Regions from separate parts of the Homo sapiens genome. Here region 2 is linked to region 1. The links are chromatin contacts, found by Hi-C or POLR2A ChIA-PET in ENCODE. All regions are on one chromosome and are shown on one strand. Each heading gives the region's core, a stretch centred on a gene start or an enhancer-like site at or near the end of the contact. The rest is flanking DNA. Distances are from core to core; before and after follow the strand shown. Region 1 overlaps CDYL (chromodomain Y like). Region 2 has its middle 86 kb from the start of LINC02533.

What was found. A loop is a pair of places that touch in the nucleus more often than their neighbours do. ChIA-PET counts read pairs that join two places held with the same protein, here RNA polymerase II (POLR2A). Pooled maps may share reads with other maps.
Region 2: a loop to region 1 is called in a pooled map, with 4 times the contacts of the local background. The contact joins two enhancer-like sites. A Hi-C loop is called at or near these places in 1 of 37 single-sample maps with no recorded cell type and 3 of 50 pooled maps. POLR2A ChIA-PET finds 5 or more read pairs at or near these places in 1 of 52 experiments (A673).

The regions. Positions count from the first base shown.
Region 1 is chr6:4,798,310-4,804,560 of GRCh38, forward strand. All of the region lies in intron 1 of CDYL (chromodomain Y like), which reads left to right. Among named protein-coding and RNA genes, the nearest start is that of CDYL, 25 kb to the left of the region's middle. RefSeq lists an enhancer at 4,052-4,101. Within about 2 kb of position 3,347, at least 4 of the 41 ENCODE cell types and tissues checked have a DNase peak (open chromatin) inside an H3K27ac peak, as active enhancers do.
Region 2 is chr6:4,399,738-4,406,212 of GRCh38, forward strand. No RefSeq gene overlaps it. Among named protein-coding and RNA genes, the nearest start is that of LINC02533, 86 kb to the right of the region's middle. RefSeq lists an enhancer at 2,884-3,757. Within about 2 kb of position 4,320, at least 4 of the 41 ENCODE cell types and tissues checked have a DNase peak (open chromatin) inside an H3K27ac peak, as active enhancers do.

The sequences.
Region 1 (6,251 bases), core at 2,097-4,596:
GATAAGTTCTTGGTATTCATTTGTCTAAAGATAATTGCACTATTGTCACTAGTAATGACATTTTAGCTGGAGATAAGTTTATTGGTTTACCGTTTTTATCAGTCTTAGAGCTGATGAAAAGTCTCCTGTCCTCCTTTTCTAAGTTATCTGAGTTTCTGATAGTTTAAGATTTCTTACCTTTGATAGTTCTGTAGTTTTATTACAGTGGGTCTAAGAGTAGATATGGTATACTTTTGGTCTCAGTATGAATTGATCTGAAGATGTTAACATATCTTTTAATAAATGTCAGTGCCTTGAGGAATTGTGTCTATCTTCATAAGGTATGTCAGTCTATAATTTTCTTATTTCACATCACAGTTAATGCTGGCCTCATAAGAGGAGTTAGGAAGCACTTTCTCTGTTTCTCAAATTGAATGTATTGTACTGGTTTGGATTCTTTCATGAATATGTACTAAAATTTATCAGTGAAGCTATTGGGGACTAAGATTTTCTTTGTGATAAGTTTTTAGATTATGAATTCACAGCCTTTAATTAAACATAAGCTAGACTTAACATTTCTCCTTGGGTCAGTTTTTGTGAAAGTTGTATCTTTAAAGGAATTTACCTCATCTAAAATGTTGCGTTCATTAGCAGATACTTGCTTCTGCTCTTTATTATTATTACCTTTACTTTCAGTTTAATTTGCTTTTTCTGTTTTGGTTTCTTAAGGTGGAAGTTTAGGCCATTGCTGTATTGTCTTACATGAGCATATAGTGCTGTACATTTACTTGCAGCTCTGCTTCAGTCTATCAAAATTTGATATGCTTTCATTAGAATCCAGTTCAAAATATTTTCTGGGTTGATTTGTGATTTCTTCTTTGACCCCTGGGTTTAGAATTAGGTTAAATTGTGGATATTTGAGGTTTTTCTAAATGTTTTATTGTTGATTTTGAATTCCATTGTAGTCAAAGCACATTTCCTATAAGATTTCAGTTTTTTGGAATCTATTCAGAATTGTTTTATGGCCCAGTATATGGTCTGTCTTGGTGAATGTTCTGTGTGTATTTGAAAAGATTATATAATTCTCTGGTTGTTGATGGAGCTTTTCATAAATACCAGCTAAACTACAGTTGGTATGGTCACATAGGTCTCCCATTTTTTTTTTATTTTTTTATTTTTTAGGCAAGGTCTCACTCACCCAGGTTGGAGTGCAGTGGCGTGATCATGGCTCAGCATAGCTTCCACTTCTCAGGCTCAGATGATCCTCTCACCTCAGCCTCCCAAGTAGCTGGGACTATAGGTGTGTGCCACCACACCCAGCTAGTTTTTGTAGAGATGGGGTTTCATGATATGCCCAGGCTGATCTTGAACTCCTGAGCTAGGCGATCTGCCTGCCTTGCTCGGCTCCCAAAGTGCTGAGATTACAGAGCATGAGCCATTGCGCCCAGCCAAGATCTCTCATCTCTTTGTTTTATTGTTTTTTGGTCCAATTTTATCAATTACTGAGAAATATGTTAGAATTTCCAAATACGATTGTGCATTGGTTGTTTCTGTTTCTGTTTCACGTATTTTGAAGCTGTCATTAGATGGATGTATATTTATAATATTGTTATATTTTCCTTTTAAAATCACTATGAAACGTCTTTTTTGTTTCTAGTAATACTTTTCGAAGTCTACTTTGTTTTACATTAATGTATCCATTCTAGCTTTGGTATATCTTTTTCCAGTCTGTTACTTTTAGTTTGTTTCTGTCTTTATATTTAAAATTGTTCTTTAGAAACCAGAATATAGTCAGTTCTTGCCTTTTTAAAATAATCGGATAGTCCATGCTTTTTAATTGAAATTAATCCATTTACATTTAAAGTAATTATTAATATGGTTATATTAGGTCTATCATTTTTTGCTTTTCTTAGGGAAGGGATTTTATTTGCTTTTGTTCCTCCTCTTTTGCTGATTTTGTGTTAACCAAAATTTCTTATTAATTTTAATTCTTCTGTTGGTTTTCTAGCTATATGCATCTTAGCTTTTTCTTTAATATTGAATCACTTTGGATAAGACATATAATTTTTTCAATGATGTGTTTCCAGTTCCACTACTTATCCTTAGTATTATTGTCACAGTTGTTGCATTTATATACTTTGTAAACCCATCAGTAGTGTTGTATTTTTTGCTTTATGCTGTCATCTTTTATAGAAAACTAAGATATTACATATATCCACATAATTACCATTTCTGGCTGTCTTCATTTCTTCCTGTAGCTCTAAGTTGCCATCTAGTGTAGTTTCCATTTGGACTAGAGATCTTTCTTTAGCATTTCTTGTTATAGATCTACCAATGACAAATAGTTTATTTGAAAATGCCCTTATTTTACCTTCATTTTTAAAGGAAACTTCTTCTGAATACTAGAATTCTTGGTTGACTGGTTTTCTTCCTTTTCCTTCTTCAGTAATTTGAATATGTGGTCCCAGTGTCTTCAGACTTAAAAGTTTCTAAGGAGAAGTCTTTGTTCTTATCGTTATTGTTGCCGTTGTTTTCCTGTTTATGACGTCATTTTCTCTGGCTGCTTTCAAGATTTTGTTTATCCTTGGCTTTCTACCATTTGACTAAGGTGTGTCTAGAAGAAGTTTTGTTTGTGTTATTCTGTTTGAGGTTTATTGAGCTTTTGGGAGATATTTCAGTTGTTGTGTCTTCAGATGTCTTTTCCTCCTTTCCTCTCTCTAGAGTCCAATTAAGGTACTGCTTCCTGTTGTCACATTTTTGGGAATTCTACTTATTTTTCATTCATCTCTTTCTCTTTATGTTCTTCAGATTATTCTGTATTCAGGTTCATTGCAGATGGCAGAACCAAGCATCAATCCGTTGCTTAGCCAGTCTAATGCATTTATTTTAGTAAATGTTTTGTTCAGATCTAGGCTTTTAGTTTTTCTGGTTTCATTTTTCTCCCTTGAGATTGCCATATCTGTTCACTTATTGATACCATATTTTCCTTCAATTCTTTGGGCATGTTTTTCAGACGTTTTTGAAATATTTATGATAAATGTTTGAAGTCTGTTAAATCCAACATTTCGGCTCACTTGGAATCAGTTTCTGTTGACTATCATTTTACCTGCAGAGGGTCAAGATTTCCTATTTTTTTCTTGTCTAGTGGAAAGTTGGACATATGCTGTAGTGAGTCTGAACTCTTGTGTTCTTCTGAGGATTATTGTGTTTTTATTGTAGCAGACTGTTAATAAACTGCTTGGTCAAACTACACACTTTGTTTTTCCTGTGATATGCAGCCGCTTGTAGCTCTCCTCTGCTCTTAGGTCTTTGCACTGGTGGTGGTTTTAGTGTGGCACCCTGTGAGTCTCCCCTGTGTCTGCAAAATTTGAAAGTTGGCTAAGGATCTGAGTAGAGATGGACTTTTCTCTGTGGTTGTCTTTATTCTGGGGATTCCCCTAGTTTCTAGCACTCCACCAGCTTTGAGCTCTGTACTCTGACATTTCAAGCTTTATGCCGCCCTAGCTTGAGCATAGTTGGGAAAGAGCATCATATTCACAGATTTGGCTCCATGTTACTCTTTTTTAAAAATATTGCTTTCTGGTTTCTGACTGCTTTTTCACCGTGCTGCTTGTGGTTTCCTCAGCACATATGTAGTATGTAGTTCAGCTGTCAGCTAGGGATTTCAGCATCTTATGCTCTGAATTTGAGTGTCACCTCTATATTCTAGTGCTGTCAGAGTGCTTTAAATTTCTAGCTGCTTCCCCAATTCCAGATTTTGATATCTGGCACCTTTAGTTGGTGAGGAACTGGCTTTTGTTTGCCCCCATGTTTTGCAGCAATAGCTGTGGGAGTTGAGCAGTGCCTTGAGCCAAGATGCCACAAACTCACAATTCTTAACCCTTCTAGTTACAGTTTTTGAGATTTAACTCTCTTCCTGGCTTTTGCAAATACTACCTTTAGATCATTGAAAAAAAAATCACTAATTAGCTTGGCATGGTGGTACACACCTGTAATTCCAGCACTTTGAGAGGATGAGGCATGAGTCTCACCTGAGGCCAGGAGTTTGAGACAAGCCTGGGCAACATAGTGAGACCCCGTCTTTACTAAAAATAAAAAAAACTTAGCTGAGTGTGATGGCAGTGTGTGTAGTCCCAGCTACTTGGGAGGTTGAGGTGGAAGGATCACCTGATCCCAGGAGGTTGAGGCTGCAATGAGCTATGATTGCACCACTGTATTCCAGCCTGGGTGACAGAGTGAGACCCTACCTCAAAAAAACAAAAAACAGTTATTATAAATGTTATCTGTGAGTGTTTGTGTGACCTCTTCACCCTTCCTGCCATTACAGAAAGTTGATATTTTTAGTTTTGAAATACTAGGGTGAGTATAGCTTGTCTGTTTCATGAGCGTGTCTTTCTGTTGTGCTTTCATTGCTTTTAGGGTCATTATTCAGTTTATTTTGTTCTTTTTTTTTCCCTTGAGATAAGTTTGTATGAGAGTCAGCCACCATCCTTTTTCTGTTCTTCTTTTTATTTGAAATTAGGTTGTGTGCACTTGTGCAGGGAGGGTGGGCGGGAGAGGTTTTCAGAGGCCACAGGATTCTCTTTTCCGGCATCTCACTAAGTACTTGACAGTGTGGCCTGGTACCTTTTGAGCTCAAGGGCTGTCCTCCCATTCCTCTCCTTCCCCATCCATCTGGGCTAGACCTTCTCTTTCCATTGCGTCCCCCACCCCACACTATCCCTTTCCTGCTCCATTGCTGTTCTGTTCCCAGCAGTTTTTCTTAGTAGAAGGAGGCTTTGGCTGGCTAGTTTCAAGAGCCCTTCAGCCTTAGACTGCTGCAGTCCCTTCGGACCTGGCTGTGATCACTTGCATCCACCTATAGATGGAAGTGTGCAAAGACCCTTCTAGTTTTGGCTGCTATTCTCAGCTGGCTCCCTGAGTTTTCCTGTGAGGTGCCTGTTGACAGTGTCAGGGTTCTTCTGCTCCCATCCATCAGACACCCTGTTGCTATCCTCTGCTTCCTCTGCACAGATCCTCATCCACCTGGTCCTGCAGCTTTTGCCCATTTATCATCCCTTTCCAGTCACTTAGTTTTCTCTTGGCTATTATCTCAAGATTTGAGGGATTGGGCAATTTTTGCACCTCCTCTGCTGTCCCCATTCTCCTCCATCTGCCTTGAAGTGAAGCAGATTTTATCCTGCTCTGAAGCCTGGGGCATGGATGAGAATTCTTTCAGGATTCTCTCACCAACTTTCTCCAGTAACAGGATTGACAGACGATAGACAGGTGTGGGCTCTGTTCCCTGGTTGCCCTTTCACTTGAGAGTGTAGCCCCTGACCTTGCCTGTCTGCGTGGGCTCTAATCTGACCTTACAGCCCCGTCACTGTGGCTCTGTGTCCCTGTCCAGCATCAGCACGTGGCCTCGGGATATCTCCTGGCTTCAGACTTGGCTCACTTTCCTGATTTTTTTTTTTTTTTTTTTTAGTTTTCATCTTTATTTTCCTGATGACTTCTCTTCATTCTAGCTTGTAAATGATGTATTTTTAAAAGTAGTTAAAAGATATTTTATCCAACTCTATGTGTGTATGTGTGTTTTTTGTACTAGGAGGAATTTTGGGGGTACCTTTGTCCTTATATTGGTGGTGTAAATTATATTTTTTAAAACTTTTCTTTTTAAAAATAGCTTATGTGTCTCATGGCGTAGCGTGCTTTTTTTTTTTTTTGCTCTCCTAAGTCTTTTTGATTTTTAAAATACTTTGTTTGCCGTGCATGTTTTAAGAGTTTGCTCTCTTTAGGAAACCAGTCAAGGTCCATAATTTTATGAAACTTGGGCTGTCAGTTATTTACAGACTAACCAGTGTGGACAGAAGTAAGAGGAAAAGTGTAACACTTGTGTTATGAGGTCTGGGAGAGCTGAGGCCACTCCCCCTGTTTTACAGGAGGAAGGTCCTAAGCAGTGGCCTCGCCCAGTCAGCCAACCTCCAGTTTCACCCACGAGAATGGTGGGCCTGAGACCAAGAGAAGGCCATTATTCAGTCATGTTGAAGTGCGGGGCGCTGCCTAAGAACCTAGCTCCTAGGCTCCCCACATCACTGCAGGGCAGGCATTAGTCACCACTTTTAGAGCTGAAGAGAATGAGTCTTTGGTTAAGTGTTGAAATAGAAGTACAGTTCAGATCTCAAAATAAAGACCTTTGTCTTACGACCGCATCTCCAGGCCAGTGGCCTGGGAGCCAGAGAGAGCTTGTTCTCTGATGCCCAGGGCCCTGCTCTTCCTCCCCATCAGTAGGA
Region 2 (6,475 bases), core at 3,070-5,569, 400 kb before region 1:
CAAAAATCAACCTCCAGCTGACTCCCAGGCAATCCATTTATCCAACACTTATGCACCAGACACTGGCAAGCACTGAGTTTGTCCCCGGCCCATGTCACCTTCACCATCCTTTATCTTGTAGGAACACATTGAGAGCCAGAGTCTGCAAGAGAATGAGGCAACAGTTGACTTTTCTTCAACCTGAATTTCACCTTCTCCTCCCTTCCTGTGATCCCTCTCTTCTGCAGATTCCAGGCACCAGGTGAGTGCCCTGGTGCTGTCTCTGGTTGCACAGAGGCCAGTTTGGGACTTCACCCTGTCTTGCCCTTCCTCGAGGGACCTGTGCCATGGGGGCACACTCAGAGTTAGGGATAGCCACCCAGTCTTCCCAGCCCCAGCACCCTGTGCTTTGCAATCTGTGGTGAGATCCACCAAGGAATGTGCTGCTCAAAGAGCTGAAGACAGAACTCATTTGAAGCTTGCAAATGCCTTAGTCTTTAAAGAATTCACTAGAGCCAATGCAAGGCTGTCCCTATCCAGCCTGTGTGCTCCATCCTGGTCTCATGAGTAGACTTGGGGACAGTATCATGGGTTTGCACAAACCTTCTTCTCCTCATCTCATCTGTCATGATGCTCAAGGCAGATGGGGGAAAGAAGAGACCCCTGTGTGTGGCCCCAGTTGATGCTGCTTGGCCTGCATTTCTCTCTAGTCTCCAAGACAGGGAGGAAAATAATTTTTGTCCTAGTGAAAATTCTCTATGTAGAGAGAATCCCGACATTGCTCCTAGCCTCCTCCTCCCCAGGCAACCTATGTTCTCAGCCTGTCTGGGACAGCATGATCCCCTATCCCTGTGATCTCCCTTGTGCCCTTCCTGTTCCTCTTTGATATCTTCAGGTTTTGGTCATGTTCAAAACTGGACACTGTGGATAAATAGGGTCTAATTAATGCCCAAAGGAACAGGATGACTTCCAACCAATGGCTTGGCACAATACGATTCTTCTAATATGTCTTGGGATTCAGCTGATCTATGAACACAGAGCCCAATTAAAACCCTCTGTAGCTGCAGCAAACATGCCAGGAAAGGAGCTAGTCACAGATCCTGGAGCTCTGGGGAATTTCTTCTAGATACAGAGCTTTGGGGAGCAGGCTAGAGGAAGCCACTGAGGCCCACACGCAGCCTCTGCTCCTGGGAGAGCCCTGAAGGGCCATGAGATGCACTCAAGGAGATGATACTGTGGTCACCCAAGGCTCCAGCCCAGGCTGACCCCCATGGCCTCCTTGGCACACTCCATTCCCAGCCACATCAGGGCAGTCCCCATCCTCAGAGAAGGCTACACAACTTGACAGTTTCTGTGCCTGGGTCTGTGCTAGCCCTTTAGCCTGGGGTGCCACCCACTCCACCTTCCAATGATTAAACCCCTCTTTCCCTTCAAGGTACTGTAAATGCTCCTTTTGTGATGCCCCTGGAGCTTCTCCCATTGCAGTCCTATACCATGTTACTTGCATGTTGCTGAGTAAATCCCGATCCTGGTTTGGGATTCAGTAGTAGTTTCCACGACCCTCTCTCCCACTGAACAACTTTGCCACTCTCCTCAAGGGGAGGGAATCTTCATTTACGAATTGCCTGGAGCACAGAAGTCACGGTACCAGTTGTTTTGCATAAGAATTCCATTTAATCCTCATTGCTCGCTTCATTAGGCAGGTATTGATATACCCATTTTACAGAAGAGCTTCACCAAGTAAAGGCAGAGGGCTAGAATTAAGATTTAAACTTGAGTCTGACTCCAAAGCCCATGCTCTTGCAATGACCATGTTATGAATCTTATATTAATCTTTGTTTGGTCTTATGATCTGGCACGGTGCCTTGTACGTAAGCAATTCTCAATAAATGTTTGCAGAGTGCAATGTGTCATCTCAGAGTGTTGAAGGAAAGCAAACCAGCGTCTCAAGTAATTTAGACTTTGGCATAACTTTCTGAAAGGGACACTTACCCCTTAAAAGATGAATATTAAAAGAAATAATAAATGAATCTGGAATTAGTAGAAGGCAAAGATGTTTCCTGGCACCCCTCTCTGTCTTTTTCCTGCCACCTTTAATCTACATCAGAAAAACTGGGTCCAGCTGGTCAGAAAGGAATAGTCTTCATGGCCGTCGCAGGTGACAGTGTCCCGCCCTACCTTTGCGGGAGCCCCGCCTGGGGTTATGTCTGACATGTCCTTCTTCAGGATTCTCCACTGAGTGTGTTTCAGGCTCTCATTCTGGCAGAATGTAAGACCAGGATCTCCACCCCAGATGGAGACAGGTGTCCCCCTTCCCTCTGCTACCCAAAGGAGCTGAGCTCCTTGCAATGGGAAGACTGAGTTCCTTCCCCCTGGCCTCAGCACTGGCACACACCCAGCAGCCTCTTCCCAGAGCGCATCTCCTTCTGTGGGAGCAGGATGGCTACAGAAGGTCACCGCCTATTTGTAGCTGCTCCGTTTCCAACCAGAGACGCCTGCCAGCTGCCGCCGACCACCCCGCCGACCCTGTTTCTGTATGTCATATGGTGGCTGGGAGCCACGGGCCCTCTCCAAGTCCATCCACTTAGGATTTCCTCCTCCGTCAAACTCAGAGGCTTTGCCCAACTGCATGGGTGTCACGTGGAGGGAGCAAGTGTCACCTCCAGGCTCCCCCAAGGACTCCACACGTCCTGTAAGCATCCTCCAACTAACCCATTGCAGAGAGTCCTTAACTCCAGTTACTTTCCCCAGAGCCGCTCTGCAGATGCAAAGGGCTCGTGCTTTCATTTGTTCATTCATTCATTCAGCCATTCCTGATGTTTACTCATTCACTGCCAATCCCACACGCCTCTATGCTGCTCTCTTCCACAAGCATTTGGCTCTTCATTTCAGAATTTCCGCTGAGTCATAGCTGGAGCAGGCAGTGAGGGTGTCCCTTCAGCTCTCTAAATTTACCTCCCTGAGCTTGATTTCCCATAGTGGCCAGTTGACCTTGACCAGATTGACTTCAGAGAAGCCAGCTGTAATTAAGCAGAGGCAGAAATCTCCAAGGAGGAAGGTGCCTCAGGTCGGATGCGTCCCTCCGGTCCTGTGGCCAGAGCAGTTGCCCTCAGTGTGTGTCTCCTCCCGTCCTGGCACTGCCCATGGCAGGGCTCTTAGTACATGCCTGGCCCTGCAGCCGCATGGAGGCGTGACATGTGACCATGACTTTCGGCTGGAGGTGGGGGTCATGTGCACGTGGCCTGGGGCTTAGCTCTCACCCTGCTACTCACTCAGAATTCTCCTCTGGGTTTGGAGGTCTGTGAGCAAGATGAAAAAACACAGAATTCTGTTATTCTGTTCCTCGTAGTGTAAGCATTCTTTTTCTTGGGTTCTTTTTTAGGAACAGAACAAAATTAAAAGTAAAGGGAGCCAAAAGCAGCAACACCCAGGGCTGAAGCGTAGGACTGAAGGAACACATTTAGAAACACGTGTGACCATCGCTGCCATGGCTGTGTGACTATAGGCCAGTTGTTTAACTTCTCTGGGCTTTGTGCTGCTCATGAGACCCAAGGTCGCTGTTGTAAGACATCTGTGTGCATGTGTGTGTGCGTGTGCATATCCCTTGATCGTTCTATTTTTCTATGTCTGCTTACTCTAGCAATAGAGAGAGCACCCAAAATGCTAAATAACACCAAAGGCCACAAAATGGATGGCACGGTGGCATTGCACTCGAGGAGCCCGGGTTGCTATTATTTTCTGTTTTTCCAGAATGTTAACAGGAAACACAGAGTTCTATTGTGAGGCAAACCTTCTCCTTTTCCAATGGGGCAAATGTTCCAGGCACACACCCAGCTGAACAACATCGACATTCTTGCCTTTGGTCATTGAGATGCTGGCACCTTTTGGAAAACTTGCCAGAAGTTTTTCTCTTGCTGCTCCACAGCGTAGGGGAAGAAGAGGTGGCTGGGTTTTGTTACTCAGCCATCAACAAAAATGAAGAAAATGGGGGAGTCTTCCCAAATAAATGACTCCTGCTTTCCAGGGAGACACATTATTGGAGATAAATACACTAAATTTTGCTGTTTGACTGTCTCCATCTGAATCCATGTACCAGGAATATGACAAAGTCAAGGCAGGTGTATGTAGAATAAAAAACATAAACGGGGGAAGCTGAAACGTTAGAATATGCATAGTGGATATCCTGTGTTAAGTCAAGTTTGCTTCTGAATGCCAACAAGCAGGACAACAGTATGGTAAATACAGAACTTGCCAAGAAGCACAATGTGTCCCACAGATACTATTTCATTCTTCACAGACCAGTGAGTCCTCAGCTGAGGGTGGGGACAAGGAGGGCAGCACGTGACAGTCCCTTGGAAGTTTTTCAAATCCCATACACACACTCATGCTTCTCCTTCCCACCCTTCTGTAGAGATTTCAGCATGCCGCCCCCTTTGAGAAGTGCTGTGCTTTTTAGGGACATTCTCCCAAAGATAGCCTGTGGTGCTTTCATGCTATTAATGGACCAGAGCATTAAAAATGAAATTCTGCTACTTCCTGCCAATCAAATTCTTCCCCGAGCCAAAACCCCAGCCCAGGTGATGGAGTCTTAGCATAACTCTCAAGGCTCACCAGTCTTTATGAACTTGATCCTTTTCATTTAGTTAAAAGAAATCATTTAAGCTTACATCCAACTTTAAGTCATTGATAGTCATGGGAGACCAGAAGGTTATGGATAATTGATATCCACTGATAATCCCCAAGCCTCATTTGGATCAGTAGTTTCAACTCTCCCTCCCTGAAAGCTCTTATTGGAGCTGCTTATAATGCAGCTACCCTCACTGGTTTGTGTTATCTCCTATCCTTGTATCATTCCATCTCCCAGCAGAAGCGGAAAGTATTGAAAAGGCCCATGGGCAGCCAGCCAGCAAAAAGAAGAAGCTGAAACATCCCACAGCAGGGAATTGCTATGTATGTAAGCCCCATTTCAAGAACAACTAATACAGAAAAATCCAAATCTTAAAACCTACAAATTAGTGCACGAGTACTACAACTGATGTGCCTTACAAACAGATTTTTACTTAATAAACAGACTCTGTGAGATCTTTGGCCAATGGTTATTCCTTTGTATGGCTTCTTGAAATTCCCTGAGAAATTAAAGAAAGTGATGGACCCCTTTTCCAGAAAATTGTATTCACACATACAGACATAAAATTTTGCTTATAATTTCAAGGGTTTCACAGAACTACCAAGCAGCTTATAGATATAATGCAATATATTGAACCTAATGCAAACAATAAATAGATGTAGCCAGGCATGGTGTTTCATACCTGTAGACCCAGCTAATTGGGAGGCCGAGGCAGGAGAATCACTTGAGCCCAGGAGTTCAAGACCAGCCTGGGCAAGATAGTGAGACCCCATCTCAAAAAATCAATTATTTATTAATTAAGAAAAGAAATGTAATTCCTTTCTTCTATTAGATTACGACCTATAAGAAAGAATAGTAAACACTACAAATCTGACTGTATTATGGGTTATAATGAAAGACATACAATGCACCAATATGATGTATACATAATTTAATTATATATATTTTATCAGGCAGAGTGGACAAGCCTTAACCAAACCTGTCTCAGTTACTCTAAAGACTACACTCTAGGTGGAGCCAAGATAGCCGACTAGAAACAGCGGCAATCAAAGGCTCCTATGAAAAAGAACCATAATTGGTGCGTAAATCCTTCATGGGCAACCAAGCTACCCAGGTTCTCTCATCAGGACTGACTTAGGCACCTGATGTGATCCATGATAAGGAAGGAAGAGCAGTGGAGTGTGGCAGCCACCTAAGAGCCACACGGGGCAGGGGAGTTCCACCCCCAGCAAAGGGAGGCGGTGAGTGAGCGTGCTACCCAGCCGGGGAAACCGTGCTTTTTACACAGAACTGTGCAACCTACGGATTGGAAGATCCCACTGGCAAACCCATGCCACCGGGGCCTAGGGTCCCAAACTTGGAGCCGCGCACATTCTCAACAGCCCCTCACTGGAATCTGCTTAAGCCTGCCAAGCTTCCGGGGGGAGGGGTGACCAACACCACAGCTGCAGCTGCCTGCTGCCTAAGCCATTTGAGCTCCTTGGGGTAGAGGCAGCAGCCAGCACTGGGACTCATAACTGCCTAACACACTAAGCTCCCTGAGCGGGGGAAGGGCAGAAGCCATTTCTATAGTCAGGCCGCACTTTTCTCCTGCTGGAGTCAGGGAGGCACCACGGCTTGGTCCCCAAGAGGTGTCCCCCACAGCCCAACATACCAGCTGTGGCAGACTGTGGCCAGAGCGCCTCTTCAGGCCTGACACTGACACATCCTTCCTCACTGGGCAGGGCTTCCCTGCAGGAACTCCAACAACTGCAGCCAGAGGCTCAGGGACAGAACCGAGATCTCCCTGGGCCTGAGCCCCTAATGGGAGGGGTGGCCGCACCTCCATTACCAGGAGGAAAGGAAGATTTAGCCTTTCCTCCTGGTAGT